Linked DNA regions of Homo sapiens: region 1 is linked to region 2. A link is a contact called in ENCODE Hi-C data. All regions are on one chromosome and are shown on one strand. Each heading gives the region's core, a stretch centred on a gene start or an enhancer-like site at or near the end of the contact. The rest is flanking DNA. Distances are from core to core; before and after follow the strand shown. Region 1 has its middle 22 kb from the start of RASGEF1B. Region 2 holds the start of MRPL1 (mitochondrial ribosomal protein L1).

Region 1 (3,804 bases), core at 804-3,303, 3.6 Mb after region 2:
TGTTCCTGAGTTATACCCCTAGAAATTCTTGACTTGGACAAAGGGATTGGTATTTTTGTAAAGCTCCCCAGGTGATTTTCATGTGTTAACTGGGGTAAAAAGGAACTGGTTTAGAATATAAGCTCTGAAAAGCAAGGGGTACACCTTCCTTATTTACTACTACATATTCTCAGAGTTGAGCAGATGGCTTGGCTCATAATTACTACTCAATATTACATGCTGAATTAATTAATTATTAGTTAATTAACATTCAGCTTACAGTCAACCTCATCTTCTTCCTTTCATACTTCTTCCTTTCATACTACATGGCGTACTATGAAGCCAACAGGTTAATTTTATAGCATCTTTAGAGAAATCACAATAGGCCACTGCTTTGCAAATTTCTGAAAACTACATATCAATGGGAAAAGAATCATTTTCAAACTTCTGAGAAAGGAAAAATGAGCAAACAATCATTCAGCTATAGTGTTACATTAGTTATGCTGCAGACAATTCACTCTCTGTTTTTCTTTTCACATTACCAGTTCTTCCAGTTCTTATTTTAATGACTGGTAGAAAGATTCCAAAATTACTTAAGGTGAAAGAAAGATCAGGAGTTTGTCTTGGTTGTAACTGTTGTTGTTTTAAAGATACTGAGCAAATTTTAACCATGTGGAGGAATGCTATAGAAAGAGAAGGATTTAGGGTATAGTTATACTTCTATTTGTTTGAATTTGACTTTGGCCAAATCCTAAGAACAGAATGAAAAAAGGTGTATGACTCATACGTGATTGCCACAATTCTACACCTGTAGCTTCAAATAAAAAGGAGTCAAGAATGAGTATCTTCTTGAAAAAAAAAAAGATAACCAGAGCAAATTTAGGAAATGATGAATATACACTTATTTACTGTACTGTTACTAAGTGAAAATCACTAATAATCCAATAGAAAATCAGAAAAAGACATAAACATACAGTTTGTACCTGAAAAGGCTTTTATACTGATAAAAAAGGGTCACTCTCACTCACAATAGCAAAATTGTAAATTAAAACTAATTCTGAGATCTTTTCCTTTAACTCATAAGATTTCCTTTAACTCATAAGAAAATCTACCATAGTGGAGGAATACGAATGCATATATGTTTTGATCAAATAATACCAACTAAGGAAAATTATTGTATAGATACCTTCCACTCATTATGTGAAATATCACATAAAGAACATTACTCATTCCATTATGAGAAAAGATTAGAAGCAACTATCCATCATTAGTGAATTCGATGAATAAATTGTATTTATTTAATAAATAAAATGTAATAACAGAATCAAACACTTTGCAGTATAATAGGAAACCACAGGGACACTACGTATTGATATGGAATGCTAATATATTGTTTAGTGAAAAAATATATAGAATCATTATGTAGAGTATCCTACAATATATATAAAAGAGGGAGACCAGGTATGATGACTCACATCTGTAATCCCAACATTGTGGGAGGCTGAAGCAGGAGGATCACTTGAGACCAGGAGTTAGAGAGCAGCCTGGGCAACATAGTAAGAAAAAAATGTTTTAAAAAATTAACTGGATGTGGTGGTGCATGCCTGTAGTCCCAGCTACTCAGGAGGCTAAGGTAGGAGAATCACTTGAGCACAGGTCTTACTCTGGGAGGCAGAACAAGACCCTGTTTTTGTTCGTTTGTTTGTTTGTTTCTTTGTTTATAAAAGGAAACAAGAAGGAATATATATTTGTACTGTAATATTTTATACATGAAAAATTGGGGTCAGATAAATAAGGAACTGGTAAGTAGTTAGCTATTTAGGGGAGGGGATGGGAACTTGGTGGGTGTAAGACAGTGGGTGGGAGAAACAGGAAGGAAACTTTTCACAAGACAGTTTGTCATATTTTATTGTGTTTGAACAGCATAAATATAGCACATATTCAAAAATCTAAAAATTTTGGAAAATCCCTATCAAAAGCCATGGGAAATGCATGTTTTTAAGTAGAAAGTATCCCAGACAGTCTTATATCCCTTATTCTTGCTGTGGAGTTTCAGAATCAATTCTATTACTTACCAGTTTCGCTAAAAATGAAACTGAAACTCTGCATACTTCTCATATACTTAGTCCTAAAAATAGACTCAGGGAAAAAACTCAGAAAAAAAACCTTCTCATGATAATTTTCAATATTGATTTTTGTTGCTTTACAGAATTACAAAGTTTTAGATTACACTTAAACATGCACTATTTAAAGCCAAACAGACCACTGTTGAAAGATATCCAAACCAAGGCATGTGCTTACATGATACTGAAGTAATGGTGTCAAAGTAAAATTAATCTTTTTCTCCCATCAAGCTCTCCATGGAATCCAAGAGAGGGAAACGCTATCTCACACAATGATGGAGAAAATTTCATCTAAGAAAATAAGGAATTATTATTATTATTATTATTATTATTATTATTATTATTATTATTTGAGACGGAGTCTCGCTCTGTCGCCCAGGCTGGAGTGCAGTGGCCCGATCTCAGCTCACTGCAAGCTCCGCCTCCCAGGTTCATGCCATTCTCCTGCCTCAGCCTCCCGAGTAGCTGGGACTACAGGCGTCCGCCACCACACCCGGCTACACCCGGCTAATTTTTTGTATTTTTAGTAGAGACAGGGTTTCACCGTGTTAGCCAGGATGGTCTCAGTCTCCTGACCTTGTGATCCGCCCACCTCGGCCTCCCAAAGTGCTGGGATTACAGGCGCGAGCCACCGCGCCCGGCGGAATTATTTTTTCACAGGCAAATCAATAAGATAAAAAGTAACTGTGGTTTGCTCATTTGCCTCTTAGCATCTACTACTTTGGGTTATCACTTATCTTTGTGCATGGATTCTATTACAAAAAAGTATGGGACTGTTATCATTAGCACTTTGTCCAGTGCAATGCATACGATAGATGCACCATAAAAGCCTGACCTACCACAGTGAAATATATGGGTTCTAGGGTCTCTGTGACCTTGACAAGTCAAACATTCTTTCTCTGGCTTAGCTCTCAATTTCTTTATCTGGAGGTGGAGTGCCTAACTTGGGATACCTCACAATGTTGATATAGTGGCCAAATAACACAATAAATGTAAAAGACTTTGGAAAGTATAAATGAAAGTTGTACTACTGTTACTGCAATTATGACACAGATATAAACAGATAGGGCAGAGGGGGGAAAAAGCTGATTCCAGAACATGCTTCATGGAGTCTCACTCCTACAGAAGAGCAAAAGGAAACCTAGGTAGGTTAAGTAACTTGCTCAAAATCAAGTAGCCAGTCAGAAGTAGAAGTGAAGACAAATTCTCATTCACATGTTTTGACTGAATGACTCATTTTTCTACTACTTTACTTCTATTACTTGGCCTTGAGAGCCTATGGAAAATGTGAAGGAGAGGGATCACCTGGTTACTCCAGTCATAGGAAGGCTGGAGAAACATTAAAGAAGTGATCAGAGAAAGCACAAAAGCATAGGAGAGTGGTGATCAAGTCTTAGTTGGGATGGTTATAAGTAGAAGTATAAGAGTGGAGGGATGTTACGGAAAAGTTTTACTAAGCATTTTTGACCTACCAAGGTCTTTATGGCTTTATCTCATGTAATCATCACAACAATCTAGTCAATGTAATCTCCATTTTCTAATTGAGGAAGTGAACAAGAAGCAGCTACTAGGTGGCTGAGCTGTGATGGATCTGGAACTGCGTAACTCTGTTCAGGCCCTCCGATTGCTATGCCTCATTCCACAATTACCAATAAAGATCATAGAGGATGTCGGCCCAATGGGAGAGTATTAGAGACTTTTT
Region 2 (4,034 bases), core at 1,310-3,809:
TGTAATCCCGGCACTCTGGGAGGCCGAGGCGGGTGGATCACGAGGTCAGGAGACTGAGACCATCCTGGCTAACACGGTGAAACCCCGTCTCTACTAAAAATATAAAAAATTAGCCGTGCATGGTGGTGGGCGCCTGTAGTCCCAGCTACTCGGGAGGCTGAAGCAGGAGAATGGCGTGAACCTGGGAGGCGGAGCTTGCAGTGAGCCCGAGATCACACCACTGCACCCCAGCCTGGGCGAAAGAGTGAGACTTCGTCTCAAAAAAATAAAAATAAAGTCTCAGGCTAAGGAATCTCTTTATGTATTGTTATATACAAAACTGGAATCTGGATCCTACCTAATGCCATCGAGTTCTGGTGACCAGAGTGGGCAACAGGTAAGCTGTACCTGTACAGGACATTACTTTAATTAGGCTACCACTATAAGCATACTATATGGTATGTAAGCATACTATATGGTAATAGTTTCAATATAGGATGTTTAAACTCTCTTGTTAGAACAGTAGACATAAAAAAGTCCATAAATGGGGCCTGCCGTGTTGGTTCACACCTGTAATCCCAGCACTTTGGGATTGCTTGAAGCCAGGAGTTTGAGACCAGCCTGGGCAAAAAAGAAAGACACCCCACACTCCCCGCTGTCTATAAAGAAAAATAAAAATAAGTTAGCCAGGTGTGGTGGTGTGTGCCTGTAGTCCCAGCCCCTTGGGAGGCTGAGACATGAGGATCACTTGAGCCCAGCAGGTGAAGGCTGCAATGAGCTATGATCTTGTCACTGCACTCCAGCTTGGGTGTCAGAGTGAGATCCTGTCTTGAGAGGGGGAAAAAAAAGTCCACAGATGGGGGCCAACTGACCCCAGCTGTGGACTGTGGAAAGGAAACAGATATAGGGTCTAAGGACCAGCACCTCTAATCTGAGTGTTTGTTTTTCTCTGAAATTGACTGGGTAAACTTGCTCCAATTCTGGTACTTACTCTCAAATTGAATTAGTTTTTTTCATTTATGCATAGCCAAGTACACTGCTTGACACATGGCAGGCACTCATATATTTGTGAAAAGAAGGGAGGATGAGAGGGAGCGAGGGAGAGAAGGAAAAGTTTACAAAGATAGATTTAAGTTCTTCGATTTTTTTGCATAAGTCACAAATTGTTATAGAATCTTTGAAGTAACTGCTTAGGTGTTAACAAGACAAGGCAATACATTAGAAATCTTATTTTTTCATGTAGATGAGTACTATGTATAAATATGAATAAAGCATCTGGGAAATGCCTTTGATCCAGTTCATCTGCCTGTGGGCAGCTTCATTGAAGCAAGTTAATTTTGCAGGCTTGCCATTCTAATTGAGTCACTAATTCATGTATGCATATATTCATTTATTCAGCAAACATTTACTGAGAGCCTCCTATGGGCCTGGCACTGAAGTATGTGCTGAGGTTACAAAAATGAGTAAGATGGTTTCTACCCATAAAAAGCTCAGACTGGTGACAAGAACTGATATATTGTGGTGATGGCTGCACAACTCTTTGAGTACACTAAAAACCATTTAATTGTACAATTTAAATTGGTAGATTGTATGCTATGTAAATTATATCTCAAAACTGTTTAAAAGAAACACAGCCTGAGGCGAAATCTTTAAAAAGTTACCTAGGTGATGTAGGGTACGGTACACACGAAGCAGAGAAGATAGAATGAACCAAGTTATGGAGGTGAGAAACGTGTGTGTGTGTGTGTGTGTGTGTGTGTGTGTGTGTGTGTTGTGGGGGAGGTAAGCTGGGAAGTGATAAAATCCGTAATCAGATTTGTTTTAGATAAACCACACCGACAGCTGTGACGTAATGGAAAGTACACTCATTCTGTTTTGTTTTTGTTTTTTTTTCCTATCAGAATAACTTGTGCGTGGGTCTTGGAGCTGCCATTTTAAAACTAGAAATGTTTTATAAATGTCAAGTATTATTATTCAATTGATCCTAATGGTAAGTCTACTCGCTTGCCAGCAGGGGGTAAATGTAGAGATTAATTTAAGATTTTAAAGCTAAGGTTGATCTTGCGCTGACAGAAAGTTTGACAATTAGCAAAAAAAGTTTGTCAGTGAGTTGGACACCTCCCTCGGGTAGCGGCGAAAACGCCTAGAGAATTTTTAAAATAAGTCTTTCCAAGGCCGGAAAAGTGGCGGAGGAAGCTAGTGGGTTTCAGGGTTCCTGTTTTTCAAGATTTTACGTTGGGTATTAAGTACTCTCACAGCCTGTTAAAATTGTCGCTCTGAGTACACTTGCAGGATCAAAAAAGAAAAAGAATAAGAAGGAAGGATTAAAATAATCACAGCATCGCCAACAGGATCGTATTTTCCCGAAGGTGGTTAACCAGCCATACCGGAACCACGAAACACACAGGGTCCTGGGCAACACGGAGGACTAACAGTAACACCGCCACGCCGGCAGCAAAGCTCATTTTGGTCCCCGCCCCGTTCCTCTTTCTCTTTTTAACTCCTTCCCTCTTTGCGGATTCTAGAACGGAACCTTTTTTTAATTCTTCCCAGTAGAAACGTAGGAACAATTTCGTGAACGCAATCCGGAGTGCCCAACATGGCGGCGGCCGTAAGGTGCATGGGTAGAGGTAAGGCGAGGGGTTGTCTTGCAGGGGAAATGGCTCTGGCACCGAGTCTCTGGTTGCAGCAGAGTGCAAGGCGGATTCTGCTCTGGGTGCTGAAAATGCCTCGTGCTGTTTCTGGTCTCTAGGTTTTTCAGAGGGTGGGTCATTACTACTTAAAAGTGACCTTATGAAGGGTTTCACTCCATTCTGGAGACGTCCACCCTGAGGGAGGGAGTGGGAGCGGGACGTACATCGAGCGCCCTCCAGCCACCTATGGGCATGGCAAGGACTGGGTCGTCTCTGATACTGGGGTGTGGGCTGCGGGTAGTGGAGTGTGATAAGTGAGGTGAGTTCTGATAAGGGAAAGATGATGTATTTGAGTGGCTTAAGTCTGTAAATTAGAGCAATTTTCAAAGTGCTTTTTGGTGCTTTCGGAATTACTTCGTTATAGGCGATTCCAGTTCTTAAACTTCCATAGGTGGTCTAATTTGGATCAACGTTTATCATTTGAGGGGGCTAATTCTGTAGTACCTCTTGGTAGCGCCTCTTTTCATCTTAATAATTTCAACTTTTTGTCTACGATGACAGCCCTTTCTTGTGCAACAATTTTTTTTTTTTTTTTTTTTTGAGACGGCAGTCTCGCTCTGCCACCCAGGCTGGGAGTGCTGTGGTGCGATCTCAGCTCACTGCAACCTCCGTCTCCCAGGTTCAAGCGATTCTCCTGCCTCGGCCTCCCGAGTAGCAGAGACTACAGGCGTGTGCCACCATGCCTGGCTAATTTTTGTATTTGTAGTAGAGACAGGGTTTCACCATGTTGACCAGGCTAGTCTTGCACTCCTAATCGCAGGTGATCCGCCCTCCTCGGCCTCTCAAAGTGCTGGGATTACAGGCGTGAGGCACTGCGCCCGGCCTGTGCAACGCTTTTTGCTTTTATTTTGTGTTTTTGAAGTCCAGTGATATATATTGTTTAATTTAGGTAGGTCTTTAGGTAGAAGCAGTAGCCAGCATTACCCCCATTTTACAGAGGAAGAAACTGAACTTATTAGATATGTGGCCAAGTTCATATAACTAGTAAATGGCAGAGGAAGTACTGAAGCTTGCAATCCTAGGTCAGTGATACATGTATATTTAACACTGCATCACAGTTTTTTTTTTTTTTTTTTTGAGTTTCTTTTTAGGAAAACTGTGTCAAGAGAGTTATTGCTCAAAAATTAGGGGTGACAAGAGATAACAACAGACCCTGATGCCTACTTTGTGAGCAAACCAAAATGTATATTATTTCTGAAAGGAGGTTGAAGGCATCTTCATGTATGACAGAAATCGTTATGTTACACAAATCCAAAGAAACCAAAAATACCTGAATATTATAATTTTCTTGTCACATTTTCTTCTCTTGGCTTCTAGGATATCTCTCTGTTAATTGTCTTCCTATTTCATGTGTCATTTTTT

Evidence for each region. Hi-C counts contacts between places; a loop is a spot of excess contacts on that map. Pooled maps may share reads with other maps.
Region 1: a pooled map shows a loop between it and region 2 (6-fold over the local background). The contact joins the enhancer-like site here to the promoter of MRPL1 in region 2. A Hi-C loop is called at or near these places in 2 of 168 maps with a recorded cell type or tissue (CD8-positive, alpha-beta T cell and natural killer cell) and 4 of 50 pooled maps.

Annotation. Positions count from the first base shown.
Region 1 is chr4:81,492,263-81,496,066 of GRCh38, forward strand. No RefSeq gene overlaps it. Among named protein-coding and RNA genes, the nearest start is that of RASGEF1B, 22 kb to the left of the region's middle. RefSeq lists an enhancer at 1,362-2,561. Within about 2 kb of position 2,054, at least 6 of the 41 ENCODE cell types and tissues checked have a DNase peak (open chromatin) inside an H3K27ac peak, as active enhancers do; they include CD8-positive, alpha-beta T cell and natural killer cell, where a contact is called at or near this core.
Region 2 is chr4:77,860,271-77,864,304 of GRCh38, forward strand. MRPL1 (mitochondrial ribosomal protein L1) reads left to right here and starts at 2,560. Exons shown (of 9, transcript NM_020236.4): 1 at 2,560-2,609. The coding sequence starts at 2,579. RefSeq lists a silencer at 548-763 and enhancers at 2,248-2,647, 3,008-3,107.